Regions from separate parts of the Homo sapiens genome. Here region 2 is linked to region 1. The links are chromatin loops, found by intact Hi-C in ENCODE. Cell type or tissue: HCT116. All regions are shown on one strand.

Region 1 (8,000 bases):
ATTTTTGTGAACTATACCCCTGGAATCAGAAAGAGGGGCAAAAGAAAGACTGGTGTGAGAGCATAAGAAAAATATGAAGCAGAATGGTCTGGACAGGAGTTGAAACCAGAGAAGGGAAGCAAAGGGACAGTGAATCTGGGAGGCCATGAAAGAAAACTCAGAGAAAGGAGGGAAAGGGGGTGAAGGGGTCATAATGAGGGAAAGCAGAAAGCAAAGGCCCAAGAGAATGTGAAGCAGAGGTGGAATGAGAAAGGCAATTCTAGATACTACTGTAAAAGATGTATTTGCGAGCTTTCTTCTTTCAAAATTAGATGTTAAAAAAAAATCAATACTTTCTTCATTTTGAGTAATCTTTAGGTGAAACATATTACCTCTAGGACTCACTGCCTCAGACAGACAAATCCCAGAACATAAACTCTGTAGTGAAGTAAACTACTTTTGCAATATTAAATCCCAGGCTAAAAAGAAAATACGAGGCGGCCTAAAAAAGTTAACTCATGCCTCATCAAGCAACTAAAGATGAGTACATCGATGTTTTTCAATGTAATGGCCTTTACACAAATGGCCTTTACACAAATTTAAAACATTACTACTGTAATTTTATTGTGATCTGATAAAACAGGATTTTTAGTAATGTCAAGTCAAACTTATTTGGCTATTCTGAGGAAATTCTCCTGCAGATTTGAGACTTTCTAGTCCAGGGATTTAACCTAGCTGAGTTACACTTCAAGTATATCTGCTATAATTTGATGATTAATTACCTGTGCTGGCTGTATAGAAAGTTATTTGCTTACTGAAAACACTACATCATGGCTCACCAACCAGGTGCTAGTTAATGGAAATACGTAGCCAAAATGACAATTTCCTCCCACTATCTTTCTTTTCACTGCTAAATACTTACCATCTTTACAACTGGTTGCACGTGATCAGAACTTTATCCTTATTATAAGAGGATGACAAAAACTTTACTGCACATTTGTGCAGTCTTTTAAAGTATATAACATAACATAAATCATCTCAGTCTAGCAGCCCTGGGTGTTGGCAAGATAGAGATTCTAATTTTCATTTTACAGAAAACGCAATAAGGAACCAGCTTTAGAAGGCAGCCTCTAAAGTGACTTCAGTGATCCCCAGCCTCCTGGCATGCAGGCCCTTGTGTGAGCTCCTGCTCCCCTTGAGTGCGGGCTGGATTCAGTGAATCACTTCTAAGAAAGACAATATAGAAGTCACTCCCAAGACTGGGTTATAAAAAGACTGGAAGGATCAAGAGAGGGAGTATCCTTTAAAACAGGGCTCAGGACACACAAGCTCTACTGCTACTGCCTCACTTTGCATCCCCTAACCAGAAAGCTCCATTACCAGAATCACTCTGAAAATCTCGGTGAGGAGCCCTAATTGTGACTCCCAGTCTCCTATCACTGCTACAAGCCTGTCTGGAAGAGATGACAACAGTGGGGAGGCTGCCAGAGCCAAGTGTGCTTTCCAAGTGTCCTTGGTGTGCTTTCCCCACAATAGCTATATGATGCCACGTGATGACATGAGTACAGACCATGAAGGGTCAGAACAGCTCATGAGCTGAGTCTGACAAATTCTGCCAAGTAACAAGCTAAGTTACAGGCAAGCTACCCACCCTCTTCAAGGACCAGTTTCCTAGTTTCTATAATGGGGTAACACCTACCTTATAAATTGTGAAGAATTAAATCATATAATCATGTCTGCCTCGAACTGGGTGGCTCGTCAATGCTCTGCTCTGTTCCCTCCTCTTCCCTCTCCTACATCAAGCAAGAACGTCCGCACAGACTTGACCTGGGCACCTCATTATTACAATGCACCCTTTGACATGATCTTTATGAAAAGGGACCAGAATTCAAGCATTTCAGCATCTCCTGACAGAAGACTACCACGCAGAACCCATGCCGTTCTTGCCAACCCTCACAATTTTCAGTTCTTCACGATACTGAATCAAGTTTGAGGTGGGACAGGGAGTGAGTAGGAAGCAAAAAGCAAGCAGGTAGAAAAGACCACTGACATGATGAATTACCTAAAATACATATAAATTCAATTGAAAAATATCATGGCATCCTTTTTTCTCACCTTCACAAATCATTGGCTCAATTGTAAATACATGGCCCGACTTCATCACTCCAACTGCTTTATTTTCTGAAATCAAAGAAAAAAATCTCAAAAGGTAGCAAAACCAACAGTGTACTGTTGAACAGCTAACTAGAAAGAGTACATAACTCAAATTCCCATCAGTGATTGTTAAATTAATTACCCTGATTCCCTTTCTTAAAGTTCAACAAACAGGTATTATACTGGCAGCCATCTAATATGGTGCACGTATTGTCCTAGGCACATTTCAATTACGCTTATGTGTTCTCTAGGAAAACAGAGGTATTTGTAGGCTGTATTTCAGAGATGAGTATCACTTCTATAAAAAGAAAAGTGGCAAATAAAGAATAAAAGAAAAGTGCCTTGATTTCTATTACCTCATGATTAGAATTGCAATCACAGAACCAAGAGTTCCACTACTCATCCGGGTAGAGAAGCTCAAAGGAGAATGACAGATGTTTCAGATTATGCCAGAAATTTCCCACCGCTTTGGGGGGTAAGCATGTGTTTGCACACAGGTGCACAGCCCATAGAAACTACATGATTTTCATAATGTTTCATAAGCTGTTGTGTTTTTCTCATCTTCAAAGAAGAACAAAATCTATGCACATTAACCTACTTTTTAAAAAATAAGCTGGGTGCGGTGGCTCATGCCTATAATCCCAGCACTTTGGGAAGCCGAGGCAGGTGGATCACCTGAGGCAGGTCAGGAGTTTGAGACCAGCCTGGCCAACATGGCGGAACCTGTCTCTACTAAAAATACAAAAATTAGCCAGGTGTGGTGGCGTGCACCTGAAATCCTAGCTACTCAAGAGGCTGAAGCAGGGAATCACTGGAACCCAGAAGACAGAAGTTGAAGTGAGCTGAGATCAATTGCGCCACTGCACTCCAGCCTGGGCGATTGAGCAAGACTCTCTCAAAAATAAAAACAAGGCCGGGCGCAGTGGCTCACACCTGTAATCTCAGCACTTTGAGAGGCCGAGGTTGGTGGATCACGAGGTCAGGAGATCGAGACCATCCTGGCCAACATGGTGAAACCCTGTCTCTACTAAAAATACAAAAAATTAGCTGGGCGTGGTGGCGGGGGCCTGTAGTCCCAGCTACCGGGAGGCTGAGGCAGGAGAATGGCATGAACCCGGGAGGCTGAGCTTGCAGTGAGCCGAGATTGTGCCATGCACTCCAGCCTGGGCGACAGAGCAAGACTCCGTCTCAAAAACAAACAAACAAACAAGCAAACAAAAAAAACAAAAAACAAAACAAAAAACAAACAACTAAGGAGACCATTATTTTTTAATTCAAAGCAAAAAAGCAAACTCCATTTCTCTCTCCAAGTACTTTTTAGCTTCTTTGTCCAAGTTCACTAATGTAAGTTTTTTTCAGGATCATCATGAGCAATACAACAATAAATTACAGTGACCAGACCTGCCATACCCCTCAAAAATGCCAAAAATGTTAAAACTAGGAATAGGCTTTTTTAGACAAAAATGGAGAACTAATTTAAATTCCAAGTTAAACAAAACCTAATAAGGGTATCAGCTAAGTGAATGACTGCAATGCCCAACCTGACCACCAGATGGCTAATACATCAGCTTTTCAGGGTTCCTCTGCGAGGTTGTTCTGATCTGCAACTTTGTTATGAATGGCAAATTTGCCCGCCCTTTGAGGCTGACTCAACTAAACTCTCCTCTTTCCAGGAATGGTCTAACCTCCCCTACACGTTTATATTCCTGCATAACTTTCCAGATGAATAGCTATCGTGCTGCTTTCCACTATCTTAGGTATTGCCAAAATACACTTACTGCAGATTTCAAATCTGGAGCTTCTAAACTGTTATAAAATCCTAAGGTCATTTGAAAAAAGGAAGAAAAGAAAAACAAACATTTGACTTTTAATTTCTAAATTCATAAACTTTCAAAATGACATGCTTAATACATATACAGAATTGGTCTGTATTTCCTTGGAGAAACCAAAAAGAAAACGTCAAGAATGTCAGTGTGGTGTCACAGAAAGTAAAAAGGATGAAAGACTCTTGAACTCTGCCGTCCAGAACAGCAGCATTGGCCATGTATAGCTAGAAAGTACTTGAAAAGTGACCAATCAGAACTGAGGCTATCAGTGCAAAAGCCCTTTGGATTTCAAAGACTAAAACAACATGTAACATATCTCTCAATAATTTTTACACTGATTAAAGTTTCAGTTTCCCAACATACCTCACTCAACAAATACACATTATCTGAGTGACTATACTATCGCAGACACTCTTAGGTACTTTTTAAAAAATTTGTACCTGATCTATAGTCTCTCACAGAATGACTGTAATATGCAGGCATGCCTTGTTTTATTGCATTTCACTATATTATGCTTCACAGATACTGCTTCCTTCTTTCTTTTCTCTTTTTTTTTTTTTTTTGAGATGGACTCTTGCTCTGTTGTCCAGGCTGGAGTGCAGTGGCACGATCTCGGCTCACTGCAACCTCCACCTTCCAGGTTCAAGTGATCCTCCCACCTCAGGCTCCTGAGTAGCTGGGGACTACAGTTGCATGCACCATGGCCGGCTAATTTTTGTATTTTTAGTAGAAGCGTGGTTTCACCATTTTGGCCAGGCTGGTCTAGAACTCCTGACCTCAAATGATCCGCCTGCTTCAGCCTCCCAAGGTGCTGGAATTACAGGTATGAGCCACCACATCTGACCAGATGCTTTTTTTTTTAAAAATAAATTGAAGATTTGTGGCAACCCTGCTCTGAGCAAGTCTAACAATGTCATTTTTCCAACAGTGCATGTTCACTTCATGTCTCTGTGTCACAATTTGGTAATTTTCACAATCTTTCAAACATGTTCATTATTATCACACCAGTTATAGTGATCTGTGATCAATGGTCTTTGATGTTAAAATTTTAATTGTTTTGGAGCACCACAAACTGTGCCCATGTAAAGACGGCAAACAAATGTTTGTGTGTGTTCTGAAGGCTCCATCAGCCTGCCCCACTTCTCTCTCCCTCTCCTCAGGCCTCCCTATTCCCTGAAACACAATACTGAAATTAGGCCACTTAATAGCCCTAGAATGGCCTCTAAGTGTTTAACTGAAAGGAAGAGTCACATGTCTCTCACTTTGAATCAAAAGCTAGAAATGATTAAACTTAATGAGAAAGGCATGTCAATAGCCTAGATAGGCCAAAAGCTAGGTCTCTTGTTCCAAAGAGTTAGCCACATTGTGAATGCAGAGGGAAAGTTCTTGAAGGAAATTGAAAGCGCTACTTCACTGAACCCACAAATGCAAGAAAGTAAAACAGTCTTACTGCTGTTATGGAGGAAGTTTGAATGGTCTGGATAGATCACACAACCGACAACATTCCCTTAAGCCAAAGCCCAATCCAGAGCAAGGCACTAACTCTCTTCAATTCTACGAAGGCTGAGAGAGGTGACAAAGCTGCAGAAGAAAAGTTGAAAGCTAGCAGAGGTTGGTTCGTGAGGTTTAAAGAATCCGTCTCCATTACATAAAAGTGCACGGTGAAGCGGCAAGTGCTGATGTAGAAACTGCAGCAAATTTGCCAGAAGATATAGCTAAGATAATTGATGAAGGTGGCTATACTAACAAACAGATTTTCAATGCAGACCAAAACAGCCTTCTAATGGAAGAAAATGCCACCTAGGACTTTCTCACTAGAGAGGAGAAGTCAACAACTGGCTTCAAAGAACAGGCTGACTTTCTTGTTAGGGGATCCTGCAGCTTGTGACTTTAAGTTGAAGCCAATGCTCATCTACCATTCCTAAAGATTCCTTAAGAATGAAGCGAAATCTACTCTGCCTGTGCTCTAGAAACAGAACAACAAAGCCTGGATGACAGCACCTCAATTTATAGCATGGTTTACTGAATATTTTAATAATATTAATATATAATTAACATATAATATAGTTAATATAATTAATAATATTAATGCTGAAACCTACTGCTCAGAGAAAAAGATTCGTTTCAAAATATTACTGCTCACTGACAATGCACCTGGTCGCCCAAGAGCTCTAACAGAGATGTACAAGGAGATGAATGTTGGTTTCATGCTTGCTAACATGGCATCTATTCTGTAGCTCATGGATCAAGAAGGAATTTTGACTTTCAAGTCTTATTATTTAAGAAATACATTTTCTAAGGCTGCCGTAGATAGTGATTCCTCTGATGAATCTGGACAAAAGTAAACTGAAAAACCTTCTTGAAAGAATTCACCATTCTCGATGCCATTAAAAACTTTGTAGGCTGGGTGTGGTGGCACACGCCTGTAATCCCAGCACTCTGGGAGGCAGAGGCGGGTGGAATGTATGACTCCAGAAGTTCAAGACCAGCCTGGGCAACACAGTAAAATCCCATTTCTACTAAAAATACAAAAAAAAATAGCCAGGCAGGGTGGTACGTGCCTGTAATCCCAGTTACTCAGGAGGCTGAGGTGGGGGAATCACCTGAGCCCAGGAGGTGGAGGCTGCAGTGAGCTGAGATCGTGCCACTGCACTCCAGCCTGGGCAACCAGAGTGAGACCCTGTCTCAAAACAAACAAAAACAAAACCAAAACCAAAAAATTGTGATTCATGGGAGGAAATTGTGTGATGCATGAGAGGAAGCCAAATATCAATATTAACATGAGTTGGGCAGAAAGTGATTTCAACCCTTTTGGATGACTATGAGGAGTTTGAAACTTAGTGGAGCAAGTAACTGCAGATGTGGTGGAAAGAGCAAGAGAACTAGAATTAGTAATGGAGCCTGAGGATGTGAGTGGATTGCTGCAATCTCATGATGAAACTTGAACAGTTGAGTAGCTGCTTCTTACAGATAAACAAAGAAAGTAGTTTCTTGAAATGGAATCTACCCATAGAGAAGATGTTGAGATGACAACAAAAGATTTGGAATATTACATAAACTTAGTTGATAAAACAGGAGCAGGGTTTGAGAGAACTGACTCCAATTTTCAAAGAAGTTCTGTGGATAAAATGCTATCAAACAATATCACAAGCTACAGAAAAATCCTTCGTGAAAGGAAGAGTCAATCAATGTGACACACTTTGTTGTCTTATTTCAAGAAACTGCCACAACAACCCTGATATGGTTTGGATCTGTGTTCCTACCCAAATCTTATGTTGAAATGTAATTCCCAGTGTTGGAGGAGAGGCCTGGTGGAAAGTGACTGGATCCTGGGCGCAGAGTTCTCATGAATGGTTTAGCACCACCTCCCTTGGTACTGCACAGTGAATGAGTTGTCATGAGATCTGGTTGTTTCTCCTCCCATGCACTCTCTCTCTTGCTCCTGCTCCCACCATGTGAGACACTCACTCCCTCTTTGCCTTCCGCCATGATTGTAAGTTCCCTGAGGCCTCTCCAGAAGCTGATGCTGCCATGCTTGTATAGCCTGCAGAACCGTGAGCCAATTAAGCCTCTTTTCTTTATAAATTACCCAGGTTCTAACAAGAATTCTACCAGGAATTTCTAACAATGTGAGAATGTAATACAAACCCCAGCCTTCAGCAACCACCACCCTGATCAGTTAGTAGCCATCAACATCAAGAGAAGACCTTTCACCAGCCAGAGGATTACAACTCACTGAAGACTCAGATGACTGTTAGCATTTTTTAGCAATAGAGTATTTTTAAATCAAGGGTTGTGCATTGTTAGACTACACACACAATAGACTACTGTATAAACATAACTTTTTATGCACTGCACTGGGAAACCAAAAAATCTGTATGACTTGCTTTATTGTGATATTCACTATATTGCAAGGGTCTAGAACCAAACAGTTACCTCTGAGGTATGCCTGTACAGTTTAAATGCAGAGTATTATCATCATTACTTCCCACCCATTGATTCAAACATAGAAGCAAATAAACTCTCACCTAACAAGGATTT
Region 2 (8,000 bases), 120 kb after region 1:
GAGTTCGAGACCAGTCCGATCAACATGGTGAAACCCTGTCTCTACTAAAAATACAAAATTAGCCAGGCATGGTGGCGCTTGCCTGTAATCCCAGTTACTCAGGAAGCTGAGGCAGGAGAATCACTTGAACCTGGGAGACAAAGGTTGCAGTGAGCAGAGATCGTGCCATTGCACTCCAGCCTGGACAAGAGCAAAACTCCATCTCAAAAAAAAAAAAAGTGACATAAACTGTATCAGTCAGGGTTCCCTAGAGGGACAGAGTAATAGGATACATACATACATACATACATACGTAACATACATACATATATATATATGTTTATAGATATATAGGGGAGTTTATTAAGTATTAACTTACATGATCACAAGGTCCAACAATAGGCTGTCTGCAAACTTGAGGAGCAAGGAAACCCAGTCCAGGTCTCAAAACTGAAGAACCTGGAGTCCAATGTTCAAGGACAAGAAGCATCCAGCATGAGAGAAAGACGTAGGCTGGGAAGCTAGGCCAGTCTCTCCTTTTCATGTTTTTCTGCCTGCTTTATATTAGCTGCAGCTGATTAGATGGTGCCCAGCAGATTAAGGGTGGATCTGCCTTCCCTAAGCCCACTGACTCAAATGTTAACCTCTTTTGGCAACACCCTCACAGACACACCCAGGATCAATACTTTGTATCCTTCAATCCAATCAAATTGGCACTCAGTATTAACCATCAAAGATCATTTTGCTTTTAAGGCTGGAATTATAGTTTTATGACCTGTGTGTCGAATCCTGACACTTTAAAACAGCTAGAACAAATATAAAAATTGTCTGAACAATAAGTGCAGGCAAGAATGTATGCTGACAATTCTAAAAACATTTCTATTTTACTGATAAATTTAAAACCAGCTTATTTATCAAAGATTCACTTAAGTCACATAAACAAAAAGGCATTTGGGTTAATTACTATATATTTCAACAGTTTTAGATATAATTTTACATGAGTACCCATTTCTCTCTAAGCCAATCTAAATAGGCTTCCTTAAGGGATTTCTGGTCAATTATGCCAGATTTTGCCATGTATACACAACATATAACATACATAAACACATATGTTAACAAAGATCTTATAGCTTTCACTTTTATATGTATTCATGAGACTGTAAAATATAGTAACATAAATTCACTGGTTGGATCTGAGTTACATCCCTATAGCAGTTGGTAAAAAGAAAAAAACTCTCTTACCTTTTTTTTTTAAAGCCTCAAATTTAGTGGTTAGTTTCTCAGGTGTTTTTACATTTCAGCTAGGACTCACTGAATTGTATAATGGCTGCGAAGGCATGCAAAAAGAAAAAAAAAAGAACTCACCAGAAAATACATGAGGTAAATTTTATAGAAATCAGAAGTGTATACTCTCCAGAAAGATAAAATATCTTTGTACCAGAAAGGATTTGTCAGAAAAAATGTATTTTCTAGTCTCAAGAGAGATACAAGGTCCTTTATTAAGGCAGCCATTATCCAAAACAAATCCCAAAGAAAGTCAAAAGAACTCACCAAAATGAGGGAGTTCAAGAACCTGAGAGGAGATTCACCATGACAGAAAAGGTGAGCTGTAGGATTGGAGAGCTCAAAGGGGCTCAATGTGGGAACTTCATGTGATTCCAGGAGTCACCGATCCATCAAGGTGAGCTCACTTTGGTCCCACTTCTTGACACCAGATTATGTCAACCTAAATAACAGGCAGAGAGAGACTCTATAAAAGAAAATGATAGTTTTGGGGATTGAGCCTTGCAATGGGAATACAGGGAGCATGTTCTGGGAGGTAAAAGGGTTTTTCAGTGAAAAATGAGGGGGATTACATAACTATTTTGAAACAATTATCTTTGCCTACAGAGACCAATAACGAGGATGGTGTCAGTCCAAGGTTGGACAGGCAGTTGCTCAGCACATGTGCTCACAGAAGTATTTTTATTTTTCACAGAAGTATTTTTTGTATGAGGTTGAAGTAGCCTCTGTGTAAGGTCATGTTTTTTGCTATCTTTTGTGATAGTTCTTGTTATTAGGCATACATGCGTGACAACCCTCCTTTCAAGGCCTTCCATTTGCCAGGGTTTTACACAAATGATTCCATTTTCATTCTGACAAGTTTTATTATATAAACTGAAATTACATTGCATATAGTATTTCATGAAATTACCAAAGCACAAAAAGTTTGATAACTGGCTGGGTGCAGCGGCTCAAGCCTGTAATCTCAGCACTTTGGGAGGCTGAGGCAGGCAGATCGCCTGAGGTCAGTTGGAAACCAGCCTGGCCAACATAGTGAAACCCCATCTCTACTAAAAATACAAAAATTAGCCGGGCATGGCGGCCCATGCCTATAATCCCAGCTACTTGGGAGGCTGAGACAGGAGAATCGCTTGAACCCGGGAGGTGAAGGTTGCAGTGAGCCGAAATCGCGCCACTGCACTGCAGCCTGGGTGGCAGAGCGAGACTACGTCTCAAAGTTTGATAATTTATTAATCAGAGTATGAGGCTACCATATGTTGATAATGAGAATGTTAATTCAATCTCTTCCCAGGATATTTTATAATATCTATGAAAATCACACATGCACACCTAATAATTTGTCTTTTTTTTTTTTTTTGAGACAGAGTCTCACTCTGTCACCCAGGCTGGAGTGCAGTGGCATGATCTTGGCTCACTGCAATCTCCTCCTCCTGGGTTCAAGTGATTCTCCTGCCTCAGCCTCCTGAGTAGCTGGGATTACAGGTGTGTGCCATCACGCCCAGCTAATTTTCTTGTGTTTTTAGTAGAGACGGGGTTTCACCACGTAGGCCAGGCTGGTCTCAAACTCCTGAGCTCAAGTGATCCACTTCCTCGGGCTCCTAAAGTGTCAGGATTACAGGCATGAGCCATGGCGTCCGTCTTAATAATTCCTCTTCTCAAGTCTATTCCAATGACTTGTGTATAATGGAAAGTTATGGAACCATTCTTTGCATTAGAAAAAATGTTTTTGTTTTTGTTTTTTTTTTAAAAAAAAACACACATAAAAGACTCCAAGATACTGGTTAGATGAATTATTCCTTATCTATGAAATGAAATAATTTGCAGTCAATGAAAAGAATTAGGCAGCTTTCTATATACTTATATGAAAGCATCACCTACAAATATGTAAAAAGAAGTAACACAAAGCATGTACAGTACACTCCCATTTGAGCTGTTTTTTTTTTTTTTTTAGTACATACATATATACTCAAAAATAAGTGGTAGTACAGAGATAAGATTGTTTTAGGCTCATGCAGAGAAGTCATCGGCTCAACAGTTAAGGAGTAAAATTTATTCTATCTCCTACTTTACATTCCTTATTTCTCCATTTCCCCCTCCATGTTGACTGCAGCCAGTTTAAGTATTCACATAAAAACAACTTCTCTCAAGAAAATGCTCTTAATTCCAGTCGACTTTCTCAGGATTGTGGAAACCTTCCCAGAAGCCCTCTAGTGGACAAAACTTTTACACCTTACATTGGCCTGTTTTTGGAGACCAATGAAATAAGCAATAGGATTGCCACAAATAGTTTAGGCCAGTAGTTCTCAACCTGAGATGATTTCACTGTCTAGGAGTCACTTGGCAATATCTGGAGTATTTTTAGTTGTCACACCTTAGAGAAAGGGTGCACTGGCATCTAAAGGATAGAAGCCAGGGATACTGCTAAACATCTCACAATACATAAAACAACTTCCACAACTAAGAATTATCTGACCCTAAATGTCCACAGTATGGTGACTTCTGACTTAGACTAATCATTGTGAGAGACTCTTGTTGAGAAGTCATCCACCATGACCACTACGATAACCTTGACTTGTATAAAGTGAAGTGTCTGCATTCACCCTTTCAGTTATGACTCCTTCTAATTTTCCACCCAGGTCATGTGCCTCCAATAATGGTGTAAGGGGAACCATGAGGCAAGTCCCAGTAGAACCACATGGTTAGAGTGAGAAGGAATAGGTCCCCAAAAGATCAGAATTGCAAGTATTACAAAAAGAAAGCTGAACTATAGATATATAGATGTCCACTACACTAAGACAGTGAGAATGAAGAGGAGAGGGAATACTTGAGAACATAAAAATATGGCCAGGCATGGTGGCTCACATCTGTAATCCCAGCACTTTGGGAGGCTGAAGCAGGTGGATCATTCGAGGTCAGGAGTTCAAGACCATCCTGGGCAACATGGTGAAACCCTGTCTCTAATAAAAATACAAAAATTAGCCGGCATGGTGGGGCGCGCCTGTAGTCCTAGCTATTAGGGAGGCTGAGGCACAATAACCACTTTAACCCAAGAGGCGGAGGTTGCAGTGAGCCAAGATTGAGCCACTGCACTCCAGCCTGGGCAACAGAGGGAGACTCCGTCTTGAAAAATAATAATAATAATAATTGCTAAACCTTGCTGATTTACTGGATGTGGAGGATGAAAGAGTGACCATCATTGGAGAGATGATGACAAGATTTTAGGAAAGGAGTGACTGGAAGATGATTTTATAATTAACCAGGATAAAGAATTCAGGAAAAGAAACATATTTGGTGAGGTAGAAGGGAGATTAGTACTGTTTTTAGAATTCACTTACCTTCATCAGCATTCATCTAGGAGCAATTATCAGGATTAATTTTATAAGGTTGTCCTTGAGGTTATGTATTTTATTTATTTTATTGTTAAAAATTAATTTATTTTTTAAAATTATGTTGCCCAGGCTAGTATCAAACCCCTGGGCTCAAGTCATCTTCCTCCCTTGGCCTGCCAGAGTGCTGAGATTACAGGCATGAACCACCACACCTGTCCTGTTCTTGAGTTTTATAACCTATTCAATAATGATAAGTGTCACTAACTTTCCTAGTCTGACATAGGGAGATACTTACCCCATGAGTCAGCTACCATATTTGTATTCTAGGGCCCCGAGTAGTGCAGGCAACACACAGCCAAATCTTTCTGGACTTTCCTTTTCAACATGACAGGGAGACTACTACCAATTTCCTTTCCTCTGCTAAAGCACTTTTTTAGTTCAGGCAGAATATATTGCAACCACATAGTTTTACATTCCTTGGTTGAAATCACAATCCAATTGTTCTTCCCTAAAATTACACCTCAGTTATATTTATTTAATTTTGGTACTTTCCACTCATTATTGGGGAAGTAGTTTCTGTTGTCGCATTTCCCTCTGAATTAATTAAAAAGCCTAGAAACTTACTAGTCCAAGAGGACTATCCTAATACCAAGCTACTTGGCTGCTGAAGAGAGAATTAGAGAAGTGGAGCAGTCTACCAGCAGCCCTAGTTTGCAATTATGCTTTTGCCCATACATTTACATAACTAAAAGCAGCCACTACTGTGATTCTTCTCAGAATAAAAATGTGCTAAAGGGAAATTCTGTCTCCACTTAAAGTAGCAGCTGACAGTTTTTAAATTTGTTAAAACAAATATCAAATTCTACATACCCAGGCAACACATTTTACTTACTAATTCCATTCACACCTTGCATCATGCCTTGCTTTTAGCTCTGTGAACTACTTGTTTACTCACTCCCTTGTCATTTTTGTTATTATTATGTAAATTATTGGCTACAGGTCTATCTCAAGAGACTGGGCCTTAGAAATATTTTAACTATCTCCAGCCAACTTTCTCTTGTCTCAGATTCCTCTGATACCTTATTTTTCTTTCTTATTTATTTAGACTAAAATGCACTTTGTAATTTCATGTCAGTACCAATTTCACCAATTTCTTTTCCTTCCTTCCTTCCTTCCTTCCTTCCTTCTCTTTTGAGGCGAGTCTCGCTCTGTTGCCAGGCTGGAGTGCAGTGACGCTATCTCAGCCTACTGCAACCTCCGCCTCCTGGGTTCAAGCGATTCTCCTGCCTCAGCCTCCCAAGTAGCTCGGACTATAGGTGCACACCACCAAGCCCAGCTAATTTTTGTATTTTTAGTAGAAACAGGGTTTCACCATGTTGGCCAGAATGGTCTTGTTGGATAAAAAAATGTTCTGGAAATAAATGCTCGGTGCCACAAAGTGAAACCAGCACTCAGGCAAAAGTTGTCTCAGCAGGGCAATTTACTTCGGAAGAAGGGTGCCACTTGTGTCAATCGAGATCGCAAGAGCACAGAGAATAAAGGACATCAGGGTTTTTTTATATCCTTAATGCAATCCCTACCTCTTTGTCCCTCCCCGATGGGCTGGGGTCGGACCGCACAATCTGAGCTGACCCGATTGGCTACTTGCAAATATTTTTCTAAATATGGAAGGGCAGGGGGACGTGAGGTACAGTGGTAAAGCATGTGAGACTGTTTGAGACGTGCAGTTTCGGGGGAACAATGGCTGCAGGTAACCAAGGGAAAAGATGTGAGTTATTGATTAGAGCTGACAGGAAGGGGGTAGGCTGTTTTACAGTAACTAGGGGCAAGGAGGAACAGGAAAACTGAGTTTGAGAACAAAGGACAAGGAAGTTAGCAGGCTAAACCTTTGAAGAGAAGTTCAAAGAAATTCATTGTATCTTACAGTCTCGATCTCTTGACCTCGTGATCTGCCCGCCTCGGCCTCCCAAAGTGTTGGGATTACAGGCGTGAGCCACCATGCCTGGCCAGTACCTTACCAATTTCATTAGCCTGGAAGTCTCTTACAGATAGTCTTCTCCCAGAGAGTAAAACAGCTATTCCCTCTTCATTTCAAATCTACAAAATCGTTGACCACTACATTCTACAGATTCTGTGTGGTTTTCATTACAGAAGACACATCTGTTGGTTTCCCAGTAGTTGACCCTTAAACAATGTGTGAATTAGGGGTGTTCAGCCCCCCACGCAGTTGAAAATTCACATATAACTTTTTTATTTAATTTTTTTAAATGTTAAAACACTTTTTTTTTGAGACAGTGTCTTGCTCTGTTGCTCAGGCTGGAGTGCACTGGCATGATCTCAGCTCACTGCAACCTCCGCCTCCCGGGTTCAAGCGATTCTCGTGCCTCAGGCTCCCAAGTAGCCGGGATTACGGGTCCACGACACCATGCCCAGCTAATGTATTTTTAGTAAAGACAGGGTTTCGCCATGCTGGCCAGGCTGGTCTTGAACTCCTGGCCTCAAGTGATCCACCCGCCTTGGTCTCCCACAGTGCTGGGATTATAGGTATGAGATGCCCAGCTGAAAATTCACATATAACTTTTGACTCCCCCAAAACTTAACTATTCATAACCTACTGTTGACCAGAAGCCTTACCAATAACATACTCTATCTATTAACACATATATTTTATGCATTCGTGACATACCTTTTTCTTAATTTTTTCAATATTTCTAGGCTATGCAGTTTGTGAGATTTTTCAAATTGTCCTAAATCTCCAAAAATATTTGCAGTATATTTATATTTAAAAAGTCCATGTGTAAATGTACCCACAAAGTTCAAACACGTGTTGTTCAAGGGTCAACTGTATATAATAGTCTCCTATTAATGTTGCTTAAAAGACATTTAAGGAATTTTGGACCTTCCATTTTTATTTGCTTTTCATGTATTACCTGAACCCCGTATATCCTCACTTAAACAGGAAGGCTAGGATAGTACTTCAGGCTCTGGGTATCAATGTCAAGTCAAACCTGAGTCCGGCAGTATTAGAACTGCTTGGGTGTTCCCCTTTACAAAGCATACAGTTGCACAAGTAAACAGCCATAGATCATTTTGGGGGAAGAACTGGGGAATCATTAACCCCATTGCTTGCCACGGTTCCTTTCTCCCTCGCACCTAACTTCTTCAGTCAATGGATTTTGGGTCTAAAAATTGGCTCAGGTCCAGGAACTTGGCAGGAGATTTTGATGTTTTATTGGTACAACTGCCTATGGCCTCCTTATCATCCATCATTTATTTTTATGTTTATTTTTTTTTAGAGGCTGGGGCTTACGGTGTTGCCCAGGTTGGTGGGCTCAGGCAATCCTCCTGCCTTGGCCTCCCACAAGTGCTGGGATTACAGGCATGAGTCACTTCACCTGGCCCTAATTT

The links. Hi-C counts contacts between places; a loop is a spot of excess contacts. Peaks named below come from ENCODE experiments on the same cell type or tissue, not always from the same donor. Only the 100,000 strongest peaks of a DNase experiment are listed, where the experiment ranks them.
Region 2: a loop joins it to region 1, with 4 times the contacts of the local background. A loop is called at or near these places in 62 of 110 quality-filtered maps.

What each region holds. Positions count from the first base shown.
Region 1 is chr4:99,051,913-99,059,912 of GRCh38, reverse strand. It overlaps METAP1 (methionyl aminopeptidase 1), which reads right to left. Exons shown (of 11, transcript NM_015143.3): 10 at 2,095-2,160. Among named protein-coding and RNA genes, the nearest start is that of ADH5, 33 kb to the left of the region's middle. RefSeq lists an enhancer at 5,089-5,158. In HCT116, a CTCF peak has its summit at 3,679 (motif pointing right); a DNase peak (open chromatin) is centred at 3,712; H3K4me3 peaks cover 318 bases; H3K27ac peaks cover 1,221 bases.
Region 2 is chr4:98,935,486-98,943,485 of GRCh38, reverse strand. No RefSeq gene overlaps it. Among named protein-coding and RNA genes, the nearest start is that of EIF4E, 10 kb to the right of the region's middle. In HCT116, a CTCF peak has its summit at 3,475 (motif pointing left); a DNase peak (open chromatin) is centred at 3,465.